2 separate regions of the Homo sapiens genome follow, and region 2 is linked to region 1. Evidence: chromatin loops called from intact Hi-C (ENCODE). Cell type or tissue: heart left ventricle. All regions are shown on one strand. Links, peaks and the distances in the headings refer to the core of each region. The heading gives the core; the rest is flanking DNA.

Region 1 (9,399 bases), core at 3,785-6,284:
TTTGTTAATTTGTTTTGGTGCTGTCTCTTATGTGCAGGTTATTGAAGGAGGACTCAATAACAAGAGAGTCTCGAGAAAGCCAGTGGAAGGGATGTAGCACAAAAAGCAGAAGGTCGATAAAGCTGTACTCATGTTTAAGCTAGGGACCTTGTTTATTTCTTCAGATCCAAGTACATACACTTTCAGCCACAGGTGTGTGCAGGACTCCCTTACAGGATATCCTGGCTGTGTGTGTGTGTGTGTGTGTGTGTGTGTGTGTGCGCGCATTTGAGACACAAAGACAGAAGGACTTGGGAAGGAGGGAGAGAGAAAAAGAGAGAGAGGAGAGTAAGATACAGATAAAGGCACAGAGAGACAGAAAAATATTCACAGAGAGATAAAGTTACACAGAAACAGACATAGACAGACAGAAACCAAGCCTGCAGAAACCAAGATGTTTATAGAAGGGAAGACAGAAAAATAGAAAGACACAGAGAAACAGAAAGAGAAGAGATGTGGTCAGCCAAAAAATATTTGGTGACGATAGCCTAACGAGACTTATTAACACAACACAATGTATGAATCTCATTTAGATGCTGATCTGAATGAACAAATGGTAAAAAAAAAAAATAAAGCGGAGTCAGTTGAATAAATCTGAAGCACTGATTCAATGTTTGATAATAGCAAGAAATTATTGCTAACTATTGAGTGTGTTAATGGTATTGTTATGTTTTAATTGAGCCATTATCTTTTAGAGACACTTTCTGAAATGTTTAGGGGTAAAATGATACAATGCCTGAGCTTGTTTCAAAATAACATGCAGGGAGGGGTGGGTGAGGATGTCAATGAAAGATTATTAAAACTCGGTGATGGGATCATGAGGGTTCCTTATATTATTCTGTAACTTTTGTGTATGTTTGAAAATTTCCGTAATATGAAGTTAAAAAAATTGTTAAATGCCTACCATGAGTCAGGCAATAGTGTAGGGAATGGGAAATAGGGTGAATAGGATAGAGGCAGGGATGAGAGGGACAGACAATGGAGATGGAGGGATGGTGACAGAGGCAGACAAAAATCCAAAGAGATAAAGGAGAAAGGGAGGGAGGGGGTGGGGAGGATAAAGGCGTGAGTGCTGTGCTCACCCCCATGTACAGAAAAGAGGCTTCATCCCAATGATATTAGGGTAGTGACAAATATTTCAGCATTCCAGGAACCCCAGGGTTAAAAATGAGACTTCAGCAGAAATCACTCCACTCACCACCAGCCATGACAGGAGTTCAGGTCCTGTCAAAGCCTCCCATATTGTATTTATTGGAGTCTTTTGGGAGCTTGAGCCCAAGTCCATTCAGCTGCCACACAGCATTCCCCCAGGCTCCTTTGTCTCTTTCTCTGGCTTATGGTCCAGGCTGGGCCTCTGCAGGGCACTGCTGTTCTTTCCTCTTACTGGTCACTGGGGTTTCTCCTGGTCACCACTCCCACTTCCAGTGGGTCCTTCTCTGCATAGTGGGCACCTTCATCCTTCCCTCCTGCTGGGCACCGCAGCCTGTCCTGTGCACTGCCATGCTTTCTGGGCATGGCCACCTCTTCCAGGTTTTGCTTTTGCCCTACACTGATAGCTGCCACCCTAGCCAGAGAAAGTGCTAGAGCCTTCCATATGACAAAATGCATAATGGCCTGTGGCAACATGGAGAAGATGAAGGCACCTCTCCACTCTGCCTCACACAGAGGCCAAGGACAGCCAGAGCTGGGCTGCTCGTGCTCCAATGCCTCACCACTCTTCATTCAACAGCCCTTTCCATTTTCCCTCGTAGCACTCTTTCTTCCAGCGATCACATGAATCCATGGGGCTGGGTGGGGCCAGACCCAGGGCCAGCCACTACACTGAACTCTGCATCACTCTGCTTCTAATAATCACTCCACATCACACTGCTTCTAATAATCAAGGCCAAGCATGACCCACCCTGCAGATGGAGTAGTAGTCAGGGTTCTCTAGAGAACTAGGACCAATAGACTATATCTAGATATACAGAAAAAGATGTATTAGGAAGATTGTCTCATGCCATTATGAAGGCTGAGGAGTTCCACAATCTGCTTATTGCAAACTAGAAGCCCAGGTCACGTAGGTCCAGTCCAAACTTAAAGGCCTGAGAACCAGGAGAGCCAGTGGCATAGGTCCCAGTCTGAGTGAGAAGGCTCAAAAACTAGGGGCACTGATGTCTGAGGGAAGGAGAAGATGGAAGTCTCAGCCTAAGCAAAGAGCAAATTCAGACTTCCTCTGCCTTTCTGTCCCAGCAGGGCCCTCAATGGATTGGATGATGGCACATTGGTGAGGGGAATCTTCTTTACTCCGTGTACTGATAAAAATGCTCATTTATTCCTGAAACACTCTCACAGGCAAACCCCAAAGTGATGTTCTACCAGCTATCTGGGCATTCCTTAACCAAGTCAGATTGAGATAAAATGAGCCATCACAGATGGCTTTCCTCCCTTGAGGTTCTGTGGTCTTCAGAAGGTCTGCCCCACTACTTCCCGTCCCAAAATGTCTCCAGACATGCAGAGACCACGCTTGGCAGAAAGCAGATCCCTCCTACACACAGTTTTCATGAAGGAGAACTCCGAGAGGGAACACTGCAATTCCTTATGCCCTGTGCTATCATATTGCAGAGCCATGGCTCCTGCCTATCTCCATCCTTTCCCTAGAAGTCTTCCTGTGTATTTAAATTCAAAGAGGCACTCTGAGCCTGCTGGACTTACTCCTCCAGACTTACTCCTCCAAGAATTAAGGGGGAAATACGTGTTTTCCAACAAAGGCAGAAACTTCCAGTGATGAAGAAATGATTCCTCAAACCATACTCTGAGAGCATGGATGTGTGCAAAGGGTGTTATCATGCAAAGGGAGGTATTTCAGCTTAAGAAGCAGATGCTGCCCCTTCCTTTGTATGTAAGGAGGAAAGGACACTGGCATTGACTGAGGTAATGTCTATAAAGCACCTGGTATTGTCCTCTTCACTTACAGGGTCTCTGTAAATAAGCGCCCCTTTCTCAAGTCCTATCCTTTCCTCCCCCCACCACCAGGAAGATCTCTTTTCTGTAAAGCAGGCAGTTGTCACACTTCTTCCAGGGGGAATTTGCATTCTAAACCTTCTCTCTGCATTTGCAGGGTGATTAAAGAAGGGGCAGGAAGATGGAAACCAACTAAAGGCTGATAGATACCTTAAGAAAGCAAAAGAGAGCATAAAAGAAAAACTTATCTTTGGCTTAGATTTTGCAACTGTTTATTGCACATCTTCTATGTACTAAGCATTATGCTAGCTTTCACGTTCTATGAGATGAATATTATTTTAATAATAGTAATTATTATTATAGCAGCTAGCATTTATTGAGCATTTACTATTTGCCAACTGTTGTGCAATGTGCTTTACACACACTATTTAATTTTCATATAATCTGAAAAGGTATATACTTTTGTTAGGCCCATCTTGCCAATGAGAAAATGAGGCTTGGGGAGAACTATGAGTCCCAAATCCCACCTGTGTCAGTGCCTTATTGCTTTGGTTCTTTAGACCAGAGGGTTTGCTATTGTGGCTCAAAGGCTCTGGATGTTGTGGCAGTGTAACTCTGAGAAACCTGTTATGAGGCTCTGATGTTATTTGTATTTTTGAAGGCACTGACTAGCTCTGAATCAGAAAGGAAATAGGCAACAAAAAGGATTTCCCTGTTGTAGACAGAGCACGTCAGCTGTATTTGAAACACCGAGACACCCTGAGAGGAGGAACCACCTTTGCCTCATCCCCCTCATTGCTTGAGCTCCCTGAGATCCCATGGCCCTCTTCAGGCCAGACGGTTTTTGACAATCCCAAATAGGGCTTTATGTCACTCAGTGGGTCAGCGTAAGACTGTCACTATCCTTAGCGTCAGGCAAAGAGCTAGAAGGTAGGAGGTGATTTCCTCCCATGTCAATTCTCTTATCCAAGCTTTGAAAGGTGAAGTTTATATTTTACTCTATCCCGAATTCAGACACTGACAACCAGATCTCTCCACCATTGAAGATATTTCCCAAATGCATGGATGTGACTTCTATCTCAGCAATCCCTTCAAGACCTAGAAGTCCACAAGTCCTCTATAGGCCCTCCCATCCTATCTCCTTGTTGTTTCTGCCCATTCAACCAGGGAGAGGTACAGGGTATCATTAAAGACTCTTAGGCCTGGCTGCTTGAGGTGTGGTCCATAGATCGGTGGAGTCAGCACTCCTTGTTAGGCCTCCAGAATCTCAGGCTGAATCAGAACTTATGTTTTTAACAAGATCCCAGGTGGTTCACATATATATTAGAGTTTGAGAAGGACTGCTAAGCCAGTGGTTCTCAAACTTGGCTGCATGCTGGAACCATCTGGGGAGTTTTTTAAAAATACCAGTGCCTGGTCCTACCCCCTGGAGATTCTTATTTTCTTGGTTTGGAGGTTGCTTGGGTAAAGAAGTATTGAAAGGTCCCCAGTGATCCTGGTGTGCCGCTGGGGTTGAGAACCACTGGCTTAGAGAATTGGATAACACCTACTTTAGCTACACTGATGAAATCTAGACGAGCGACCCCCTTGCGGGCGTCCTATCACTTAGAGTGCCGAGGGTGACTACCCTCCAGGACTCTGATTCCAGAGTCAGCCCTGCCTCCTCTCTCCCTGGCAAGGAGGAGCAGGGACCTCTCTATTCTGCAACAAAGGGGGCTTCTTTGGCTTGTTTCATGGGAAGATGGGAGGTGAGGGAGCAGTAGTTTCCAGCTGAAGTGCTTTCATCGCCCTGTGGCCAGGTAACCACAGTCTCTGTCGAAAAAGAAGGCATTACTGGCCAGTGCATCTGAAGGTCAAAAGTACTTGAACATCTTTCCTGAAGGACGGAAAAGCAGTGAAAGGAGTCAGACTTGGCTGCTGCCTGGCCTTGCTTTTATGGGAAAAACAGAAGTTATGGGATGGGAGGAGCGTGAAGAGTGGGTGTTGCCGGCCCTCCTGGCATCACAGCTTGTGAACCATAGCAGTGATGGGCAGTCGCTGTCTTCACTGGCCCTGCCAGGTCCGGAGATCCCTGCAGGGGCACTAAGAATTCACCCACTGCAGAGGCCCCACCTCGAGGCAGTTTCCTGTGTGCAGTTATTTTGGGAACAGGAACTGGATGTTTGGGAGGAAGAAGGGTAGCCAAGGGCCTGGAGGCAGGCGGTGGAGAGGTGAGGCCCAGCAGCTCAGCAACACTGAAAGGGCCCCAATGTCCAGACACCCAGGCAGCTTCCACTTGCCTCCACTCCCAGCACAAAGGCGCAGTCACGTGGCCGCTGGGGCTGCGACTTGAAAGAGCTCCCATTGTCCACGCTGCCTCAGGTTTCAGGGAACCAGACGCTGGGAGGACGGACTTTTTTTTCTTTTTTCTTTTCTTTTTTTTTTTTTAAAGTAACGGGGGCGAAGGCCAACAGCATTTTCGACTCCGGAAGTGGGGTCTACACATGCACACACGCCAAACAGACTTCTCCAAGTTTGTTTTTCTAACACATTGGAAACCACACAGTTCAGGAGAAAATTCATCTCACATGCTGTAGCCTGCTTTCCCGGAACGTGTCCAGAGACTGCTGTGTCAACACTGCCAAACTCAGCAAGCCACTCTCCCAACGGAATGGTGTGATTTGCCAAGGAAAAAACTGAACCCAGAGCCTGGGAGGAGGGAGCCGGGGGCCGGCGGCTAGAGGGGATTGCGCATAGTTCAAAGGGAGGGTGGGCTTCCAATTGGACAAGGCACTTCCCCGATTACACAGCTGTCACTGACCCCTCCAAAGGCCACCGCTGCATCCCCTTGGGCTCCCTGTTCCCAGACAGGGCTGCATTTGTGTGCTCAGCTGCTGACTGTCCTACTCTTAAAGCACTCAGGGTGGGAGTGTGCGGAGGGAGGAATGAGGATGTTTCTCAGCCTTTCTAAGTTCTGCCCCGAGGCAGCTTGGCGGAAGAGGAAAGGGCTTTGGCATCACCGTGACCGGATATTAATGTAGCTCATAGGTCCTAGCTGCATTTGCCTAAAACAAGGATGAGCTCTTCCTCTTTGCAGAGATATTACAAATAGAAAAGATGCTAAGGATGGCGAAGGTGTTTACTACAGGGCAGGGACATAATAGGCGCCCACTGAATATCCGTTTCCTCCCACCGGTTTGTCCCTGGAGGTTGAGTGTGTGGTTCTATCTCTCTTGCTTGGTTTTTAGGAGATAGAGGACAGCTCACCCATAAAGGGAATGTCTTGGATATGGAATTTCACAGTTAAAGCAGCCCCCAGACACCAAGTACAGCGACGAAACTCCTTTTCTTTCTCCCCATGGAATATAAGCCCCAGTTCTACTGGGTGGCAAGAAACATCATCCAGTTTATGTAATGACTCCAGTCATTAATAGGGTTAACTTAGGATCTGCAATTTGCAATTTGGTCACAGTCTAGCCCAAAATGACTGTGGGATTTCTTGCCTCTCCCCGTGCTTTTGTCCTAACTTAGTCTCTGAGGAGCAGGTGGTGAATGGAGGTCTTCGTGACTGGATGTGTGGGAGGGAGCAGCCACCTTGACCTCTTCTACTTTGGGTGCCTGCATGCAGCGTGGTAACCAGCTTCTCCATGCAGGTGGACTGGACGTGGGCAGCCTGCTGAGGAGTGTTGCTCATGTAATTCACACTCTGGGTGTGGCAAGTGGGTGGTCTGGTTTCCAAAAAGTTCCCTTAGAATCAAATCAGTCATGCTTCCTTTCCTCTACCCATCCCAACCAGCATATAAGCTGCACCCTTTTTTGGTGTTTGTCTCCCTGAATTACCTCACTCATCTGGCAACTTTCAAGAGCATGCTGACTCTTTCTGCTGGCTATGTGGGACCTGCAGAGTCTCCTCCACACCACTTGGGGGCTGAAGACAGCCTGATGCCCGTCTCCTGTACCTCTCCTGTACCAGCTCTCTAACACTCTGCTGGCTCCAATGAGGTAGTTCCATGAGATTGCCACTGTCAGAAACCTCTGGAAGAGAAGCAAAGGCCTTCCTCTTCTCTCTCAGCTGTCCTCAGCCCTCATGAGGAACCCTCTCCCACTTCTTGCTCCTTCCTTTGATGATGATGATAATGATGATGATGATGATGATGATGGTGATGATGACAACCTCTGTGTGTGTACGATGGAATATATCGCTCCTCATTCTTGATCTTTAAACTCTTCTCTCCTCAGGCAGAGGGAAAACCTGTCTCTTGCTACCTCTTTGCATCAGGTCTGTCTAGTCTCAAACTCAGAGCTGTGTTCTTTAGCAACTTTAGTGTTAGGAGTCTCTGCTCTCAGTGCTGGGGGGATGTCTGCAGAAATGGATGATCTTGATTTTAGTTTCTATTTGGTGGAGAGTCCCAACAAGAAGCCACCAGGGATCATGAAGGGGCACATTTAATTAATATCTCACTTATCAACCTGCCAGTTTCATCATTTTAAAATTGACTGGTTTCAGGTCCCCTCTCAAGTTGTTCACTAGCTACTGGCAACCATCTCATGGTATGACCTTGAGCACATTACTGCAGATTTCTGAGCTTCGATTTTCCAAGGCTGGATCATCTATAAGTCCCCTTCCAGCTCCAAACTTCTAACATGTATGTGTTTGAGATTCTGGACAAGCCTCTATGTGCTGAGCTCTGGCATCCATATGAAATACAGACAGTCCCCATCAGACTCCAATTTCTCTAGTAATGGAGGGGAGGTCTGGTATAGATTAAATATAATCCACTGATAATCCAAAACCCCACGTTAGCCTTTGGTTTTGATCTCATGTATTAGAGGAGTGAACAAGCTACAAAATTGACCAATTTGAATTCTACCTGTCCCTTCCCCTTCTATCCTCTCAAAGACATGCTAATTTGATCTGTAATGTGGCCAAAGGGCAGACAGTAGAAGGGAGGAGAAGCCAGAGGCATGAAAAATCCCCAAACTGGATCATCCACCCCCTGGATAATGGGCAGCTACCTGAACAGAATGCTCAATGAGGGCTCATCTTTTTTCAAGCCAGCCCTGTCCCCATGCTGCAATAGCTATAATCTCCATGGCAAAAGGCATTAAACCATTGAGTTCCTTAGACAAATTCCACCATTCCTCACTCAATTCACAGGCAGGCTAGATTTATTGAAATTGAGAAATTGTTTAATTGTCATTTGGAAGTAGCAGTCTATTTAAAAGACCTAACCAAAATGCCCATCTGGGGGCCCAGGAACCCGGTTTTCTGCTATCTGAATAAGTACAAGCAAACAGAAACTTGCATAAATTTTTCATGATTGCCTCCATAATTATAAATGTTTTTCTATGAATACCCCTTAAGCTATAAATGTACCCGACTTGTAAATATTGCTAAAATCCCATATGACCTCCTCTGGTCTCTCTCTACACCATAATCTCTTTGGAGTGCTGGGAGTACCCATTTTTGCTAACCATAATCTCTCTATATATCTCTCAGTTTATATCTTTGAAGGAGGAAATTTGATTGGCTCTTGGCTTGACAATGGATAGGCTGCCTTTGGGTCAGAGGAGGATATATTCATTGCCTGCTCTACCCACAGACCCTGCCTGGACAAGGCTGCTCCATGTACCTTAAAACTATGACAACAGTTACTTATACTAGGAGTGGACATCTGAGCTGGTCTGTGCTTACAAAATTCTTGGACTCTATGGCAAGAGACTAAACCAGCATGTAGCAACGTCCTTTCCTACTGCGAAGAACAAGTTAGACTACATGAGACTCTGAAGGTCCCTCAAATTCGAATGTTCTATAATTTCTTTCCTAAGCCTAAAGATTCTTACAGCCTCTTGAAACCTGATTCCAGCAGAGATGAGGACTCACCAGGATATAGTGCGGCCAAGAGACTCTAAGCCGAGGTTAAGGTGGTAGAGAGGACTGGGAGTTAACAGGAATGCATACAAGTCAGGGCCAGAACTGTGATGACTGTGGCCCTCAGGAAGGGGGAACAATCAAAGATCAGGTCTAAAACTGGTGTCACAGCTGTCTTGCTGGGGCTGGACACCTGTATGCTTCTGGCATATGGAATTGGATATCCCTGGTCTCTATCCTCTGATTTATCTGGAGGTTGAGGAAACTCCTGGGAAAAGATTCCAACTCTGCTCACAGTTGGAGTTAGACCCCACTCAGATTTCCTTTACCTGCTTGCGCACTCCTCCCCCAGCTCCTATGAGTGGCTCGAGAGAATTGCCTTTGGCTGAACCAGAGATTTTGCATCTCAGCCCCAAAATGCAGCATAACTAACTTCTATAGGGCTACAAAAGGCTAGCTCCCAGCCCATTTTTGGGACTAGACTGAGGCTGGTATCCATCTGAGACCACATCCTTGATTAGCTGCTTTCTCACTCCATCCTGTTCCCCTTCTCCTGAAGAGCTTCT
Region 2 (9,399 bases), core at 2,830-5,329, 200 kb after region 1:
CTTCCTAGCTCTAGACTCACTAGATGATATCACACATTTGGATATATCATATTATCTCAAACTTAATTTGTTTAAAATGAAACCTATAACCCATTCCTCTCACCGAGCATCCACCAGTTGCTCAGGTGAGAATCTGGAATTTGTCCCTGAGTTTCTCTCTCCTTCTCACTCCCACAGTTAGTCCATCACCGTGTCCTATTATGCTTCCAAATTCATTTACCTCTTTTCACCTCCAAGGCCATCTCCCTAGACCCAGCCCCCACCTCCTCCTACCTGAATCCTTGAAATCACATCCTTACCAGCCTTCCGGCTTCTATTGTGCTCTGACAAGAAAGCCAGAATGGCCTTGCCAAAGCTCAAAGCAGACTGTCCTTCCTTGGGTCTAAATCCTCCAATGGCTTCAGAACAGAATCAAAACTCTAATGGGGCCAGCAAATCCCTGCGGGCTCCAGCTCCAGCTGTCACCAGCCTCACTTCAAACTCCTTTTTCCCTACTTACATTCCAGCCCCTTCTTCCCCTGTGACACCAAACCCTTTCTGACTTCAAGGTCTCTACACTGTTGTACCCTCTCCCTGGAATTCCTCCTCTCCTACCTTTTGTGGGGCTATTTCCTTCTTATCCATCCAGTCTCAGCATAAGTGCCATCTCCTCAGACCTTCCCAGAGGCCTTTCCTCACCATCAAAAGATGATCCTTCCTGTTATCCTGTCTCATTGAATCCAGCTGTTTTATTTCATAGCAAACATCATAATTTGCTATTATATGCTGATTTGGTTTTCTTCTTTAATATCTGACCCTCCCTCTAGACTGCAAGCTTCATGAGGGGTGAGACCATGTCTGTTCTATTTATCCCTGTATCCTGAGAGCCCAGCACAGGGCCTCGTATATAATAAGGGGTCAATAATAGTTATTGAGTTAATAAATAAATACATTTAAAATAAATACATAAAATAAAAATAATGAAAACTAATTTGTTTCTTGTTCTCTCAAGAGAGCTTCTGCCCAGACCACACCCCACCCCTGCAACCCTTGATCTTTCTCAGTCCACTGTTGGCTCTGAGCAGTCCACACAGTTTAATGCTACATCAGGATGAGTACGCAAAGAGAAGCAAGAAAATCCCTCCCTTGAACATGAGCCACAGCCCTTCCCATCATTCCTTCCTTCCCTCCTTTATTAATTTAATAGATGAGCCCATATGTAATAAACATAATCATAACATAATAATAACTACATTTATGGAGCTTCTACAATTTGTTGGGCACAGTCCTTTATCTAGATTTTCTTATTTGATAATCTTTGGAGCCCTATAATGCAGTTACTTGTATTTGTTCTACTTTACAAAGAAGAAAATCAAGGCTTGGTGAATTAGGTTACCTTCTCTAGGTCAGATATTAGTAACTGGCAGAGCCAGGATATCTGTTTGGTACAGTAAGTCTAAGGCTTCAACCAATAAACCACACCACTTTCCAAATGTTCACTGCTATTCAATGTACTTTAAGATTCATCCAACAACTATTGAGCCCCCACAGATAAACCAAGCATTGTGCAAAGTGTTTGTGTGCATCTTCCTATCTTATTGCCACAACAACCTTGTAAGATGGGTCTTTATTATTCTCATTTTTGCAGAAAGGGGACTGAGATCAGGATTGTTGAAGCACCTTCATATGGTTCTTTGTGGAATATCAGGATTTGATGCAGCTCCCTCCCTCTGAAGCCATACTCTCTGCATTCTTGCATATTTTGCTTCTCTTCTCAGAGAAAGAAGCAGGCAGAACCAGGACTTGTGCATGCACACACTATGATCAGTGGAGTATAGCCTATTGGATTAAACCACTCCCAGAGAAGCCCTATTGATCTTATACCTCAAGAGTGGCTCGGGAAAGCCATGGGACAGGGGAGAGGCTTGAGTTTTGAAGTAGGACAGATGTCCGTTTAATTCTTTATCCCTCACTAACTGGGTGGCCTTGTGCAATCTACCCAATTCTCTGAGCCTCTGGCACCACTGAGAAAAAGGGTCCTGTACCAACATCATGGAGATTCTGTAGGAATTAACTAAGATCACAGAAAGAAAGCCCTTAATGCGAGGTCAGCACATGGTAGGTTCTTGGTAACCGGCTTGGTATTTTTAGCTTCCTGCCCACTGGGTTCTCAGGCCCAGGAGAGGAGACACTATAATTAGGCTATTCTGCTGTGGAATTCCTCAGAGCCTCATGCCTGTCTTTTTTCCTCCAATTGTCTCTCCCTTCCTTTCCCACCCACAATTTGAAACTGACTTTTCTGTCTGCAGGAAATGTGTTAAATGAGACAATGTTTGTGTTAGCGCCTTGTTTCATGAGCTTTGCTGGCATGTTCCTCTCTTCTGGTCCTTGGGGAATGTCTGAAATGTGGTCAGGTGCGCCTGCTGACAGTCTCACAGGCACGACGCACAGTTAGGAGAAGAGAATTTCATTAGCAGAAAATAATATGACAGGGATGTATTTATATGAGCACAGATTTTAGAGATACAGGTTTGGGTCCACATCCCAGCATTGTTACTGGCTGTGAGCCTGAGGCTGTGTTATGTACTACCTCCAAATGTCAGTCTCCTCGTCCACAAAACTTCTAGGATTCTTATTTTCATTAGAATAATGAGAGACAATGTTTTGAAACATCTAGGACAATGTTAGACCAGTTGTAGGTGTTTAACATTGTACGTGGATTATTTTTAGAGTATCTAACAGTGCTTGGTATCTAAAACAGGGATTGATAAATTACAGCTGGCCCACAGGCCAAATCCAGCCTACCACTTGTTTTCATAAACAAAGTTTTATTGAGACACAGCCACACCCACTTGGTTACATATTATGGCTGATCAGTGGAGGCTATGGTTGCTTTCTCACTACAAGAGAAGAGTGAAGTAGCTGCAACAGAGACCACGTGGCCTGCAAAGCCTAAAGTTTTTACTATCTAGCCCTTTGCAAAAAAGATTTGCTGATCCCTGATCTAAAACATGCTCTATGAATGCCTGGCACACAGCTGATGCTCAATAAATATTGGTTGAATGGAATATGCCTCTACCTCCTTATACCAGACAGGAAGTCAGTTGGATGTGGAAATTCTCTTCAACAAACTCACCCCAAATCATAGATGCCCTAACTTACATGCTTGGTTGAAATTGTGAGTATTTCTTATTATCATTTTTGGGCAGATGCTCACTGAGCTCACACTCAGTCACTTCCACATTTCCTGGACACCCTGTATAGAGTTACCTTGATATCTCCTGGATCTCCAGGTGCCTGGGCCTCCTTGGCTCATGCCCACAGTTCAAATCTCAGAGCCTTAAAGGAAGAGACAAGAGAGAAAACACTGGACTTTCTGTTTTTAGCATGCCACCTTTCCTTTTCCTTAATATCTTTCTTTTCTCTCTGGCGTCTCCTCTCTAGCCTCTTCTCTCATCAGCCAAAAATTCTTTTCAGGCTTCTCTTTGAGTTTCTCTTCATCATCCATCCTGACCACCCTTCCTCCAGCATTGATTCCTGCTGGTGACAAGCTGTTGGTTTGGTTTAAAAAAAAAAAATCACCTTTGGTAATTGGGGGAAACCTTTAAAAATTTGCTGCCTTCCTTACTATCAACCCCTTCCTATTCTTCCTGAAGCAAGAAGGCTGCTGTAGACCCCAGGGTACAATGACCACGATAGGCACAGAGACCTCTCAGCAGTTGCCCATTTAGTGTATCAATGGGATTAAGTTCATCTACATTAACAGAGTACCAAAATAATCATGGCTTACCCATGATAGAAGCCTATTTTCCTATCATGGTTAAAGCCTGGAGATGGGCAATCTAGGGCTGCTCTGCCCTACAAAGACCTCAGGAATCCAAGTTTTCTCACCTTGCCACGTTTCCTCCCTAGAATGGAGACCCTTGTCTTCACAGTACAAGATGGTGGTTGAAGTTTCAGCCACCACAGTCTCATTCTAGATAGCAGAATAAAGAAAGGAATGGAGACAAGGTGCAAATTGCATGCATCCATTTTTTTAAGGATGGTTCCCAGCAGCTGCCACCTGACACATCTGCTAATATCTCCTAGGTCACATGGGCACACTCAGTTGTAAGGAAATCTGGGAAGTAGAGCATTTATTCAAGTGGTCATATGCCCAGATGAAAATGGTGGGAGGGAGGTATTCAGTAAGAAAGATGGGGAGAACAAATAAGATAGTGGGGGAAAAGACAGTGAGTGTGCATCCCTTAGGATTGTTTTTAGCTACAAATAACCAAAGCCCAGTCTTCAGTAGCTTAATCCATTAGGATTTTTGTTCTTTAATTATAGAGAAGTCCAGAGATAGGGAGTCCAAGGTCTGACTTAGCAGTTCACTGTGTCATGCAGGACCCAGACTTTCACCTTGCCTCTTCCATATGCTGGCTTTACTTCCACAGGCAGTGGTCTTACAGGGCAAGACGGCTGCTGCAACTTCAGGAAACATATCCTCATGCTCTGCTCCAAAGGTAGGAGGGAAAAGGCAGTGGAAAAGGGTTTCTGCTTCTGATGCTCTTTTTTTTTCCCCATCCTTCTCCCCCAACCCAGGAAGTCCCTAGACGTTTCCCCTTCCATCTCCTTTGACAGCCTTTCTCTCATGCCCACCCCAGACCAATCACTAGCAAAAGGGAATGAGATTGCCAAGACTTGCTTGCATGACCTGCTGCCCGAACAAAACAGGACTCGGTTAGTAAGAGAGAAAAAAGGAAAACACTTTTTAGTAGAAATACAATAGAATGATCCACTGTTATCTGAGAGGGGGACAAACAGTAATTTTTTTCCCTCCTGCCTTTAGGTGCATAATAATTAGATTCTTCGTGGATAAAAGGCAAGGAGTTAATTGAATTTGGATCATATTCTCAACCTTCTTACAGCTGCTATTTGTTATCAACATGTTTTGTATCATTACAAAATCCAGAAGAAGTAAAATCTGCACCATAAATCTTTAGGCTTGAGCTTTCAGTTCAGTACTCTGCAGCGTGCTGCCTCCACAATGCTCACAGCTATTTTCAGGTGAATGTTCTGTACAGAAAAAGCAACTTCCTAAAAATAATTTTGCAGTGGCAATCATGTATCTCCTAGAAATGATACACCTTCTTTTGTTGATGGGGTCTGCAATCCTATGGCAGGGCCATCAACCCCAACCAGACTGCTGGTGATAATGAGATTAAATTCCTCTCCATTGAAAATAGTTCTCACCATTACATCAGAGCCCAAACAGCATTTTGTGATGTTACCCATCAGAGTATGACATTTGAAAAGCAGCAATGGACAAACCACATCTGGATTTGCAGTGTAGACATGGATACTTAGCATGACATTTAACTCGGCTCACTCAGATTTCATCCACATTCTTCCCTTAGACTGAAGAAAAGGGAAAATGATATCCCTTAGGTCTCCACCATGTGGTAGGTGTTTTATACGTATTGTTTATTAAGGCCCCATAATCGTAAATAAAGTTGGTCTTGTTTCTGCCTGCAACTTGCCTGCAACTCCCCTCACAGGCTGGACAAGAATGGAACTGGGTGGCTTAGGGCTTGGGGTCTGGGACTCTGAACTCCAGAATTGGAAAGAGCCAAAGGGTGTACACAAGACAAATTCCTCAATGAACACAAAGAGTCCTGGCCTAAGAACCCAACAGTACTGCAGAGAAAGGGAAGAAATCATAGAAAAACTCAATAGATGAGTTTGCATAAACAAAGCTCAAGGGTACATACAGTGTAAGATTAGCCTTAAAGGTTTAGTTGGGGAAACAATTACTACCATTTCACAGGGGGCATCTGAGGTTCATGGAGGCCAAATACATTACCCCAGATAACACCACTAGCAGGTGGCAGCGCTGGTATCTGAACTCTGGCTTAGTACTGGTCCCAAATTACTACTCTTTCCACTGTACCACACAACTTCTCTAAATGTGAGAGGAGCCACCTGGATGGGATACTGAAAGACCTTGCTCCTGATGCTGAACCCTTAAGGCTGCAGGCGTAGCCACTACCTGAGCAGTGGAAATATAACTCCTTGTCCCCTCTTGGTCCTGGCTCATTTCCTTGCCTTCATTGTCCCTGGCATCCCATAGTTGAGTCCTCTGATTCTTCCACCTACAAGATCAAGGTTAGTCTCAGCAGAGACAGGAAGCATAACTGTAAGACTCTAACTCTCTAGAATTGTATTAAAAACTGTATTCTGAGGATTCTGTTAGCGGCAAGTTACCAAAACCAAACTTGATCCAACGTGGATTAAAATAGTGATTCATTGGAAACACACTGGGGTAGTCAAAGCAAGGGAAGGGCAACAGGGCAGCTGGACCTCAGGGACACCTGGACTCAGGGACACAATCACTACAGCATTCTCCTTCCCTCTCCTGTCATACAACTTCTAAAATCACTGGAATCTATAAAGTGCTGTGTTTTTGTATGCTAATGTTAACTAACAGTTTCAGGGAGGGGCTGGTCATCCAAGACAGAAGCAGGTTTAGAGGGTTGGGACTTTTAGCCACACCTCCAACCTCCTGGGAGAGGAGAGAGGCTGAAGGTTAAGTTAATCCCCAATGGCCAATGGTTTAGTCAATCATGCCTACATAATGAAGTGTCCATAAAACCCCAAGAGGACAGGATTCCGAGGGCTTCCGGATAGGTGAGCACTTGTAGGTTCCTAAAAGGTGTGTGCCCAGGGAGGGCGTGGAAGCTCCATGCCCCTCCCCCCATACCTTGTCCTATGCATCTCTTCATCTATGTCCTTTGTTATGTCTTTTATAATAAACTGGAGTAAACCTAAGTAAGTATTTTCCTGAGTTCTGTGACTTGCTCCAGCAAATTAATAGAACCCAAAGAAGGGGGTCACAGGAACCTCAACTTGAAGTTGGTTGTTCAGAAGTTCCAGAGGCCCAGACTTGCTACGAGTGTCTGAAGAAGGGATGGGTGCATCTGACACTCCAGGTAGATAGTGTCGGAATTGAATTGAACACCCAGCTGGTATCCGCTGCTTGGTGTGTGGGGAAAAACCTCCACACATTTGGTCACAGAAGTTTTCTGTGTTGACGATTGTTGTGGTGTGAGAGCAGAGGAAAAATGTGGTTTGAGGGTTTTTCCTGAACAATTTAGACTCTGAAATGATGTCACCTCCCTGATTCTAAATATTGGTAATTTTAACAAATATCATTTGGTTTAATTGATGTTTTCTATTATTTTTCTCTTTTCTATTTCACAGATTTCCATTCTGATATTTATGATACTCTTTCTTCTGCTTACTTTGAGTTTAATTTGCTCTTTTTTTTCTAGTTTCTTATGATGGAAGCTAAGCTCACCTTTTCAAATATAGGCATTTACTGCTATTAATTTTTCTCCAATCACTGCTTTAGTGGCCTCCCACAAATTTTGATATGTTAGTTTTTAAATTTTCACTCAACTCAAAATACATTCTAATTTCTCTTTTTGATCTCTTTGAGTTATTTAGGAGTGTGTTACTTAGTTTCCAAATATTTGCAGATTTTCCAGATGTCTGTCTGTTATTGATTTCTAATTTAATATTTTGTAATCAGAAAACACTTTGTATGCTTCAAAACTTTGCAAATTTAACAAAACCTGTCTTATGGCCCAGAATAATATTGTCCATCTTGGTAGTCTCTATAGGCACTTGAAAAAAAATGTGTGTATTCTGGTTGTTGAGTAGAATATTCTATATATGTCAGTTAGGTTAAGTTGGTTGGTTGTGTTGTTCAACTCTCTTATATTCTTACTAATTTTCTGTTTGTTTTGTCAATTACTGAGAGAGAATGTTACTGAGATTTCTATTATTGTAAATTGTGTCTTCTATATCCCTGAAATTCTGTTTTTGCTTCTTGTGCTTGAAGCTCTATTATAAGGTATATAAACATTTAGGTTTATGAATGACTTTCATGAATGACTTCTTTATCATTATGATATTCTTTGCTCTAAAATTTACTTTGTCTAACATTTAATACAGCCACTCACTCCAGCCTTTTTTTTCTTTTTCTTTTTTTTTTTTTTTTTGGTAATGTCAGCACAGTATTCACTAGTGTTGTTTGGCTAGTGTTAGCACAACTTTTTTCCATCTTTTTACTTTTAGCCTATTCATATCTTTATATTTAAAATGCATTTATTTTAAATGGCATTTAGCTGTGACTTGCTCTTTTTATCCAATCTGACAACCTCTATTTTATTTTATTTATTTAGTTAGTTATTTTTGAGACAGTCTTTCTCTGTTGCCCAGGCTGGAGTGCAGTGACGTGATCTCAGCTCACTGCAACCTCCACCTCCCGGGTTCAAGCAATTCTCACGCATCAGCCTCCCAAGTAGCTGGGATTACAGGCGCCTGCCACCACACCTGGCTAATTTTTGTATTTTTAGTAGAGATGGGCTTTCATCATGTTGGGCAGGCTGGTCTTGAACTCTTGACCTCAGGTGACTCACCTGCCTTGGCCTCCCAAAGTGCTGGGATTATAAGCATGGGCCACCATGCCCAGCCCGACAATGTCTATTTTAATGGGAGTATTTAGATCATTTACATTTAATTGGTTATTGTTATTAATTGTAAGTCTGTCATCTTACTGTTGGTTTTTTAAATTTATTTATCCCATCTGTTCTTTGTTTCCTTTCCTTCATATTCTGACATTTATTAGGGGAAGGATTCTTTTTTTTATGCTTTCACTTTATCTTCTTTTTTATTTATTAGGTATAACTCTGTTTTATTATTTTAGAGTTTATATTTTACTTCTTTAAGTGATCATAGTCTACCTTCAGGTAATATGATGCTCACTTCAAGTAAAGTGTAAGAACTGTACAATCATCCACTTCAATTTATTCCTTGCTGGCCTTTATGCTAATGTTGTCGTACATTTTCCAGGGTAGCTGGTAGAAATAGGCACTATTCCCAGCCTGCGCGGGCACAAGGCACTTTTGCCTCTAATCTGTTCAGGTAGTTCTTTCCTTAGTCTTGGGTAGTTTTCCTACACTTTTGCACTGATCCACAGTTTGGTGAATATTCAAGAGGGACCCTCCACAGATCTCTGGGGCTTTCCTTTTATGCAGCTCTCCCCTGTTTTTAGTCCCGTATCCTGCAAACTCTAGCTATCTTGGTCTCCCTAAACTCTCAGCTTTATCTCCTCAACTCAAGGAGACCTTCAGGTTCCATCGTTGTTCTTCTTCCTGCTCTGTGGCTGGAAACCCTCTCAAGATGTAAGCTGGGACTCACCTCATTTGCCTTCTGACTCTCAGGGACCACTGCTTTTCATTGCTTAAGGTCCAGTATCTTGTAAACCATTACTTCTTATACTTCGTCTAAGACTTCCTAAAACTTCGTTTGTTGTTTGTTTGCTTATTTTGGTTTATTCTGTCAGGAGGGTAAATCTCGTCTCTGTTATTTTAT

The links. Peaks named below come from ENCODE experiments on the same cell type or tissue, not always from the same donor. Only the 100,000 strongest peaks of a DNase experiment are listed, where the experiment ranks them.
Region 2: it touches region 1 in a loop (2.5-fold over the local background); 11 of 110 quality-filtered maps call a loop at or near these places.

Annotation. Positions count from the first base shown.
Region 1 is chr3:40,775,428-40,784,826 of GRCh38, forward strand. The region is part of intron 2 of LOC105377043 (a long non-coding RNA gene); the gene reads left to right. Among named protein-coding and RNA genes, the nearest start is that of ZNF621, 260 kb to the left of the region's middle. In heart left ventricle, for the core only: a CTCF peak has its summit at 5,247; DNase peaks (open chromatin) are centred at 5,284 and 5,784; H3K4me3 peaks cover 1,092 bases; H3K27ac peaks cover 2,396 bases.
Region 2 is chr3:40,973,636-40,983,034 of GRCh38, forward strand. No RefSeq gene overlaps it. Among named protein-coding and RNA genes, the nearest start is that of CTNNB1, 220 kb to the right of the region's middle. In heart left ventricle, for the core only: no CTCF peak of the experiment used is centred there; no DNase peak of the experiment used is centred there; H3K27ac peaks cover 646 bases.